2 separate regions of the Homo sapiens genome follow, and region 2 is linked to region 1. The links are chromatin contacts, found by Hi-C or POLR2A ChIA-PET in ENCODE. All regions are on one chromosome and are shown on one strand. The core of a region is the stretch at or near the end of the contact, and the rest is flanking DNA. Distances in the headings are between cores, read along the strand shown.

Evidence for each region. A loop is a pair of places that touch in the nucleus more often than their neighbours do. ChIA-PET counts read pairs that join two places held with the same protein, here RNA polymerase II (POLR2A). Pooled maps may share reads with other maps.
Region 2: a map of heart right ventricle shows a loop between it and region 1 (3-fold over the local background). The contact joins two enhancer-like sites. A Hi-C loop is called at or near these places in 8 of 168 maps with a recorded cell type or tissue (K562, Right ventricle myocardium inferior, cardiac septum and 4 more) and 6 of 50 pooled maps. POLR2A ChIA-PET finds 5 or more read pairs at or near these places in 3 of 52 experiments (K562, RWPE1 and WTC11).

What each region holds. Positions count from the first base shown.
Region 1 is chr1:10,820,478-10,825,520 of GRCh38, forward strand. No RefSeq gene overlaps it. Among named protein-coding and RNA genes, the nearest start is that of CASZ1, 26 kb to the left of the region's middle. RefSeq lists enhancers at 3,975-4,492, 4,493-5,010. Within about 2 kb of position 2,656, at least 5 of the 41 ENCODE cell types and tissues checked have a DNase peak (open chromatin) inside an H3K27ac peak, as active enhancers do; they include heart right ventricle, where a contact is called at or near this core.
Region 2 is chr1:10,859,326-10,864,095 of GRCh38, forward strand. No RefSeq gene overlaps it. Among named protein-coding and RNA genes, the nearest start is that of CASZ1, 65 kb to the left of the region's middle. RefSeq lists enhancers at 1,225-1,725, 2,105-2,606. Within about 2 kb of position 1,609, at least 5 of the 41 ENCODE cell types and tissues checked have a DNase peak (open chromatin) inside an H3K27ac peak, as active enhancers do; they include heart right ventricle, where a contact is called at or near this core.

The DNA of each region.
Region 1 (5,043 bases), core at 1,406-3,905:
GCTGGGGTGGGGGCCTGGCCTAGAGGGCCCCAGACTGCTGGGGTGTTGGGCTGGTGTGACTGAAGAGCCCCCAACCCCTGGAGGTGTCTCTGCTCCGGGGACAGGACTCCCTAGGACGGGCCCCACAGGCATTCCTGGCCATCAGGGAAGGCTATAAAAAGCAACACTTTTCAGCCCCAGAGTGTGACCTGTGTGACTTCACAGAATCCAGGGAAAAACACAGATAACCTTGGGGAGGCCTGACCTTCAAGAGGGGTGGGAACAGGAAGGGGGCACCCCGGGGCCGCAGCTTGGCCTGGGCTGGGGACGGGGCCTGGGGGTACGGTGTGAAATGAAGCATGGAAGCTCACTGGAATAATGATAATAATCACCGCTATTATTTTATTTATTTATGTATTTATTTTGAGACAGTCTTACTCTGTTGCCCAGGCTAGTGTGCAGTGGTACAATCTCAGCTCACTGCAACCTCTGCCTCCTGGGTTCAAGCAATTCTTGTGCCTCAGCTTCCCCAAGTACCCGGGACTACAGGTGCCTGTCACCACACGCAGCTAATTTTTGTATTTTTAGTAGAGACGGGGTTTCGCCACATTGGCCAGAGTGGTCTCAAACTCCTGACCTCAGATGATCCGCCCACCTTGGCCTCCTAAAGTGCTGGGATTACAGCCATGAGCCACCGCACCCAGCCTGCTGTTATTCTTCTGTGGGCTACTGGTATTCAGGACTGGCCACAGGCAGGCTCTGTGCATCAACTCCAGGGTCCTCCCCACTCCCGAAAGATGGATCCTAATGTAATACCCCATTTGACAGACCAAGGGATGGAGGCTTAGAAAGGACCAATAATCACACAGCGCGTAAGGAAAGGAGCTGAGCTTCACAGTCCCCCACCGCGCCCCACTCAGCACACTCCGTATTTCAGCCACGCCAACACTGGTTCTTCTTGTCTTGGGACCCTCATACTAGCTGCTCCCTCTGGCTTGAGAGCTTGTCTCCTCTCTTTGCCAATTAAATGCCTCTCTGTCTTTCAGAGTTCAGCTAGAACTTCATCTCCTTAGACAGGCTTTCTGGACAACCTTGCTCATTCATTCACTCATTCATTCAGCACATATTTATTGAGCACCTACTATGTGCCAAGCCCTGTGTTGAGTGCTGGTGACACAGCAGTGACCAAACTAACAAAATCCCTGGCCTTAAGAAACTAACATCTGAGTGGATCATTAATTGTGAGCTTCACTAGCAGGCAGAGCTGGCCCCACTCTGGGGAGATGAAGCCCTGGGATAAACTGGCACGTCTTCCCAATCCATCAGTTTCTTTCTTAAATTTTGGGTGGGGGAGCATTAACTTTTCTTTTTTTTCTTTTTTTTTTTTTTTTTTGTTGAGACAGAGTCTTGCTCTGTGGCCCAGGCTGGAGTACAGTGGCACCATCTCAGCTCACTGCAACCTCCGCCTACCGAGTTCAAGCGATTCTCCTGCCTCAGCCTCCCGAGTAGCTGGGATTACAGGCGCCCGCCATCACACCTGGCTAATTTTTGTATTTTTAGTAGAGACGGGGTTTCGCCATGTTGGCCATGCTGGTCTCAAACTCCTGACCTCAAGTGATCCACCCGCCTCGGCCTCCCAAAGCGCTGAGATTATAGGCATGAGCCGCCGCACCTGGCCAACTTTTGTTTTTTTTTTTTTTTTTAGAGACAAGGTCTCACTCTGTCTCCCAAGCTGGAGTGCAGTGGTGTGAACACAGCTCACTGCAGCCTCGACCTCCTGGACTCAAGTGATTCCTGGCTCAGCCTCCCTTGTAGCTGGGACCACAGGTGCTTGCCACCACACCTGGCTAATTTTTAAAAATTTTTTGTAGAGATGGGGTCTCACCATGTTGCCCAGGCTGGTCTTGAACTCCTGGTCTCAAGCACTCTCCCCCGCTCGGCCTCCTAAAGTGCTGGAAATCAGGTGTGAGCCACCACGCCCGACCTGCATTAACTTTTATTTAAGCAACACAAATCCCTTATGGAATAGCACATCAAACTTACATAAACTTGTAAGAGATACTCTAGACTGAAGGGGGCCCTTGGAGCCACCATCAGGGCACCCTGGGTAGCGGCCACCCTTAGTTGGGGGAGAAGGTTTGAGACCTCATGCTCTCATTGCGCTGCCCCAGCCTGAGAAAACCAGGCCTTCAGAGCACTGGGCTAAGGGCTGAATTTCTCTGGGCTACCCTCAGAGCAGGGAAAGTCAGAAGGGTCTGAAAGCCAGGAACCCCGAGTTCCAGCCAGGGCTCTTACTCTGCCTGCTGTGTAACCTTGGGCAAGTCACCCCACCTCTCTGAGTCTTTGTTTTCTTGTGGGTAAAATGACTGGCATATAATAGAGCTCTGCTAGGATCCCAGCAGGCCCTACAAACCTGTCTGATTCTAAAGCCAAGTTCGGCTGGCCGGCTTCGTGCAGTTCTACATCCTCTTCCGGCCTCCTCTCCTCTTCCGTAGGCTTCCTTCTCCTTCCCTGCCTGGACAATGCCCCCAACCCCATCGGTCCTAGTGGTACCTCCAGCCCAAGCCCCAGCTGCAGGCAGCCATCCTGCCCCACCCCTCCCCGGGTTCTGAGGAAAGAAAAAGGAGAGGCAGAAGGAAGGTCACATTTCTCGCTTGGCTCGCTGCCTGGTTTTCATCAGGCCCGCTGCCTAATTTTCCTGGGCGGCACTCACTTTCTTGGCCAGTCTCTCCTCTTTCTTAACCATCTCAGGGCAAAGAGCTGTCTCACCCCCGGCCCCCTCGCCTGGTATCATGGCCTGGCGTTGTTCCTGCCATGTCACCGTGGTGCGTCTTGCTGCCACGTCAGCCCACACCTCCTTTTCCGGAGTCCCCAGGGACAGAAAGCAGCGGCTCAGCTGTACCCAGACTTGATTCATAAGAACACCAATTATGATCATACGCATTTATTGAGCTCTTACTGTGTGCCACGGTCTGTGAACTCAGTGACTTTCCCCAGCAGCCTAATGAGGCTGAGACCCTTGTTTATCATCCCCGTCTTATAGGTAAGGAAAGCCAGGCTCAGAGACGGTAAGCAGTGGAGCTGGGACCTCAAATCAATATCTCTAACCACCATGCCATGTCGACTCAAAGAGTCTTTGAGGTCGGGTGCAGTGGATCACGCCTGTGATCCCAGCACTTTGGGAGGCTGAGGTGGGCGGATCACTTGAGGTCAGGAGATTGAAACCAGCCTGACCAACCTGGTGAAAATCCCATCTCTACTAAAAGTACAAAAATTACCCTGGCGTGGTGGTGCACACCTGTAATCCCAGCTACTCGGGAAGCTGAGGCAGGAGAATCGCTTGAACCTGGGAGGCAGAGGCTGCAGTGATCCTACCACTGTACTCCATCCTGGACAACAGAGTGGAATTTTGTCTTAAAAAAAAAAGAGAGAGTCCTGGAATGTCCTTCTCTTGGCTGAACGTGCTCCCCAGCATCCCCCACCATTCCAACACACACATACTTGTCTTGTAGATCTTGCTGTCAGTTCCAGAACGGTGCTTTCCTTAAAAATAGGGAGTCAATGCCCCCAAAACAATGCCCTTGAGGCAGTAGGCTCTGGGGGACCCAAGCCATTTGAAAGGTGAGGGAGATGAGGCTGCCCAGGCAGGACCTCTGGGCCCCAAAGCTGGTTTCTGCGGATACCAGGGGCCAGGCAGCTTCCTGGGAGTGAGATCAGCTGCAGATGGAACCACAGGGGCACTGAGCTGCTGGGGAAAGGGTGGGGAGAGCCAGCGTCTTCATGGGGATTCTCTACTCCCTAATCTAGGAGATGCAGGGCCAGAGAGCTGATGCTGGAAGTGAATTAGTCCCCACCATGGACTGAACTCTCCTGCGGGCAGAGATCCGTAGAGGGGAGAGGAAAAGGCTGTACTTGGAAGTTGAGCTTGTTGTCCTAGCTTGATGGAGGAGACATGGGCCCTTTGTTGTCCTAGCTTGATGGGGGAGACACAGGCCCTTCCATCTGAAGAAGAAGTGAGCGTGCTGCTCCCGGCAGCCACGCTGCTCCACCCCACCCCGACCCACCCCGATTTCCCCCAGCACCCAGTCCTTGGCAGGTACCAGTGGGGCTGCCTGGCTCCTCAGGGACCAGGCCTGCGATAAAAATCCTGCAGTGGCAACTGCAGTGATCAGAGTCAAAAAAAAAAAAAAAAAAAAAAAAAAAAAAAAAAAAAAAAAAAAAAAAAAAGAGAGAGAGAGACAGAAAGAAAGAAAAGGGGAAAAAAAACCCTCTAGTGCCTGACATTCTTTTTAGGATGCCCATAAAAGATAATGTGACCTGTAAAACCTGCAAGCTGTTCCCAGCCTGTGGCGCCCGGCCCCACGCCCCACTCCCACTCCCAGCTCCACTCTCCTGCCCCCAGGCTGAGGACACTACCGTGGGTGTCCCCTGGGGCCCAGGCCCTCTAAGCATCAGGGACCCTCAAGCTGCGGGAGGCAGCTGCCCTGAGGCACCACAGTCTGGCCAGGTGGGCAGCGGTTGTGAGACCCTTCCCCACTGCCAGTGCACCCCCCTCTTCGGCACCCCCCTTCAACCGTTCCTGGGCGCTCAGGTCAGCAGGGCTGCTGCTGCCAGGCCGGGAGGTGGGAATGTGCTAGGGCAGATCCCGGCTCTCGTTCTCGGGTGAGTCACCCCGTGGGAGTGTGTTGACGAATCCGAATCCCGGTTCTTTGTTTTCAGCTCCTGGGAATTCACACACTGGGGGCAGACACTCCATCCCCTGGTCTGCTGCCAGGTAGGGTGGCAAGATGGGAGCCGGTAGGCCTGGGGTCTATTCCCAAATTCGCCACCAATCGGCTGTTTGGAATCTTGATAAGTTCTGAGCAGCTTTGGGGCCTCAGTTTCTCTACCTTTAAAATGGACATAAAAGTCCTGCCCCTTGTAATTTTGCAAGAAGATAATAAAGAAAAAAAAACTATATCATAGCAAGCATAGTTCTTGGGATGATGACGATAACCATCATTTACGGAGTGCCCTACTGTGTGCCAGACACCATACTAAAAGGTTTATAGTTAATCCTCCCAA
Region 2 (4,770 bases), core at 359-2,858, 38 kb after region 1:
ACCCGTGAGGTGGAGGTTGCAGTGGGCCAAGATCGTACCATTGCACTCCAGCCTGGGTGACAGAGCAAGACTTTGTCTCAAAAAAAAAAAAAAAAAAGAAAAAAGACTTTTGGCCAGGCACAGTGGCTCATGCCTGTGATCCCAGCACTTTGAGAGACTGAGGTGGGTGAATCGCTTGAGTCCAGGAGTTCGAGACTAGCATGGGCAACATGGTGAAACCCTGTCTCTACAAAAATTTCAAAAAAAAAAAAAAAGACATGATGGTGCTCCTCTGTGCTCTTAGCTACTTGGAGGCTGAGGTGGGACGATTGCTTGAGCCCAGGACGGGGAGGTTGCAGTGAGTGGAGATCACGCCACTGCACTCCAGCCCGGGCAACAGAGCAAGACCTTGTCAAAAAAAAAACAAAAACTTTTAAAGATGAGGAAACTGAGGCTCAGAGAGGTTCAGTAGCTTGTTTGATGCTACACAGGTTGTAGGAGGCAGGACCAGGATTTGAGTGCCCAGTGCAACATCCATGTGCCCCAGTTCTCCTTCTCTTTGAGAGCCATCTCTGGTCCCAGAAAAGAGGGGAGCAGCCTGCACTCTGGGGTGGGACAGGAGGAGTTGGAGGAAGAAAGGGGTTTTTCAGGCCCTTTCCAGGGCATCTGTCTCCAGTAAAGCCCCCTAGACTGGGACTCCCAGCCTCTCTCATCTTCTCTACTACGGACTGCGGAGCACACAAGCCCTCAATGCCCCCATCTGGCTTGCAACACCAGTCCCCCAAACCCAGCCCACACTCCCCCACCCTCAGGTACTCTAGGTACTGAGATAGGCCCCATCCCAGGCCCCCTGTTGCCATTGTCTTCTCCAGACAACCATTAGCATATGTGCAATGCAATTACCCTTCAGCTCTCCTGGCCCGGGGCTGACACGGAGGTCCCCATCCCCAGTGATTTGGGGGGAAGGGGGGTTATTACAACTCACAAAACCTTAAATTAAGAATGAATAAGAGAAACGTTGCATGCCACTTCTGAAAGGCTGCCAGCCCAGGCTGGGGTGGGTGACGGGTGTATTATACTCTGCGCCGACGGAGGAGCTGATGGATGTGCCCGTAGTGGGGAGGACGGAATAGCAGCTGATACCTGTCCGCTCCAGGCCCAGCGCTTTTCCAAAGCGGCTGGGTGTGGAGAGTTCATCCCCAGCTATCCCCTTACGGCTGCAGGGTTTGCAAAAGGCAGAAGTAGGTCTTGAGCTAGACTTGGGTGGGGAAGGGTAGGTGTGATCAGAGAGCCTCCCTGGAATAGTCAAAACAGAGCTTGCAGGTTGCAGAGGAGTAAACCCTTCAACCCCCAGGTACAGAGCAAGGGGGCAGAGGTCCAGGTCGAGAGACCAGTGTGTGCCGAGGTCCTGGAGTGGAGGGTCACGGCGCACGGCAGGTAAAGAGCTGGAAAGGCATGGAAGCTGACCCTGGAGGTGGAGAGGCGGGAGGAGGGTGTGACTCTGGGGAACTGGGCAGGAGTCACTCTCTGGCGAGCCTTCTTGTCCAGCGTCCGGATTCAGGATTTGGTCCTAGGAATGCCAAGAGGAGGAGTGTGCAATGTGACTGTGCTGTGTTTAAACAAGGTCCTCTGGCCACGGTGCAGGGAACAGACTGGAGTTGGCAGAGACTCTGTGGACACTCCAGGAGGCCCATGCGGTGGGCTGGGAGAGACAGTGGCAGCCTGGGTAAAGGAGATGGGGGTGAAGGAGAAAAGCAGGCAGACCAGAGAGGGTCAGTTACGGGAAGACTGATCAGTCGTGGTGATGGTGGCGGGGGAGAAGAGGTGGCGGCAGGGATGAAAGCCGGATTTGGGTCATGTGCAGCTTGGGAGATGGTGGAGCCACTTATCTAGATAAGGAAATGGAATGGGGGCACAGATTTGAGGTGCAGGAAGAGAAAAGGTTTAGGTGTGGATATGAATGTCATCACCTTCCTAAGCTATGGTTTCCTCTGTCCGTAAAGTCCGATGCCACACGTGGCTCACACAGAGCTGCGGAGCAGGCCTCTGACACTCAGTTCTGCTGTTCCCCAGTGTGAGTGTGAGTGTGCGTCCACGGGCTTCTCCTTCGACCACCATGAGTGTCAGTTTCCTCAGGGGGCAGGGCCAGTGTGAGGCTCAGAGGAGAACCAACAAGGGAAGCACGTTACAGCACGAAAACATTAGGCAAGTAAGTGCCTATGTGCACCTTCCCTGCTCACTCTGCGACCCTAAGCAAGACCCTTATCCTCTCTGGGCCTCAGTTTCCCCAGCTTGAGTCTGGAGTCACAGGCTGTCTCAAGAGGGGCCTTCTAGCTTTAATGCCCTCTGTCAGGGACAAGACCTCAGGACTCAGGCCCACGGCCAGCCCCCAGGAAAGGGGCATCCCAGCCCAGGCCTGGGGGCTCTCGGGAAGGTGTAGCCTGTCCACTGCTGCTTGGCTGAGCTGGAAGGTGCCACCCATCAGCTTGCCAGCGAGAACCTGGCTTCCTCCTCCATCAGAGCTTAGGGTTGAAGGTGGGTGTTCTGATGCCTTTCTCCTCCAAGTCCCACCCCCTGGTCTGTATCTCAGGCTATGCCCTGTGCCTCCCACAGCTCTGGGGAATCAGAGCAGGTCAGGCCAGTGTCCCCTGGCCCTGGGATCTGGTGCGGTCCTGGGCCCCTCCCACCTTGCACACATCTCTCAGGCCTGCCAGTCGGCAAGGAGCTGGGAGAAGCGGCGGCTTTGAGGTCAATGGGGATGAGGTCACAGGCAGGGGAAAGATGGGGCTGACAGCCCACCACACCCACAGGGGCAGGGTGTCAAGATGGGTCCCTCCAAAGCCCTGTGACCCTGGGATTCAGGGGAGTCGGGGGAAGGGAGGAGAGAGCAGCTCCCTTCCCCCAGCCAGGAGCCCTGTGCTGCTGCTCATATATCTGTCCCTGGATAATGTATATCCAGCTTATGGAAAATATTCATAATGCTCCTTACACCAAACTGGCCCCCTTCCATAGTGCGTGATCTAAAATTAAATCCATTTCAAATATACAGTAGATCGAGTCAAGCTAATATAAATGAAACATGATTAATAGGCAGAACACTGTCCTCCTTAGCAGGGCTGAGGAGGCAGAGCTGGGGCCACTCTAGCTCTCCCTCCCCACAGCCCCCAGCCCCCCAAGGCCTCCAAGCCCCTATCCTTATCCCAAACTCCCTTCCGTCCGCAGCTGAAATGTGGACCCTTCCTGGAATTCACCTAAATTGTGAAGGGCAAGTGTCAGGAAGCACAGCAGTTTAGAGAGCAGACGTGAGTGTCAGGACAGAGCTGAGACCTAAAGCTGGTGACCTCACCTCTCTGAGCCTCGGTGTTCTCATCTATACAATGGGACGTTAACGACCCCTGCCTAGTAGGGATGTTGTGAGTGTTAAATGCAAGAATAATGCAGGTTAAGCACAGAGGACCAGTCACCCGAGAAGGAGACCCTCATCCCCCAAGTCTGCCCCCTCTCCCCCCTCCCCAGCCCCCAGTGGGAGTGGGGATCTGTGCCCCCACTGGCCCCCTGATCAGCGGGCAGAACAAGGGCCAGCCAGAATTCCTGCCATTGCAGGGATATGCTTGGTGGGTTATTTTTAGTGCGTTGGCAAGTGACTCTGTTACTGACCAAATGTTCCCACATTGGGGACAGAATCTGCTAAGAGGGCACTTGTATGCTGAACCGAGGCAGGAGGGGGTTTGCAGCCTGTCTCGGGGGCTCCTCGTGTGTCCTTTTTGCACACACATTTGAACTCGGGCCCCGTGGCCACTGAGGGAGGGAGAGCAGGAAGAACTTGGGGGCTCTGGGAGGCATGTGCGCCGCGTCTGGCCTGTCTCCTTCCCGGCTGGGCACCTGGGCGCCTCACACGAAAGATGCTCCTTAGCGTGGAACGAGAAACAATGTCACCCTGGGAGAGTGCTCCACGTTCCCCCCTTCAGGAAAGACCCAGGCTTCCACTGGCTGAATGTGTGCACGTGTGTGTGTGTGTGTGTGTGTGTGTGCGCCTGTCTCCTCATTGCTCCCCCAGTGATGTCTTGCTGCAGGTACACGAGCCCCTCACTGTCCACCCGGGTCCCCAGCCTGATCCCTGGATCTTTCTGCTCACACCATCAAGGATGTTCTTCTGAACTCCTGGTGTACTTGCCCCGACCTGGGCACCCCACCTTTTGTGCAGGCCCACGAGAGTCGGGGGGGTGTCTGCCATCATCCATCCAACAACAGCCCTCTGCTGTTTCCTTTTCTCCCGGAGGGGTTGAAAGAGGGAGAGCCCCTCGGGGTGGGAGGGGGTGCTGTTGGCTTTTTCCCTGTCATTGGCCATTTGCTGCCTGCTTCACCAGACGTGTTTTGAGCATGTTTGCATAAAGTGGATGCAGGCTGCAATTCCGTGATGAATTCTATGAATACTAATCTGCTACTACCCTTGACCTTGGGGTCACCGAAAGATCAAAACCAAACCATTTAATATTTTCCTTTTGCAGATCAATAGAAGCATAAATTCCCCCTCAATGACAAGTATAATTTCAAACAGATCTATAGAACGCATGCATGCATTTCCAGCCAGGGACACTCACTGCCTGCTTTGCCTTTTGGGGAGCAGACGAGGAGTTTCTTGCCTTTTCTACCATTGAATTTCTTTTTGCCTTTTTTTATGGCACTGAAATGCTATTTTCAGCAGCTGCTGTCATATAAATATCTCTTGTTTTTCTTCTCCTCTTTCCCTCCTGGTGAAAAGGGCAGGGGACCTATTGAAAATTCCGCTTT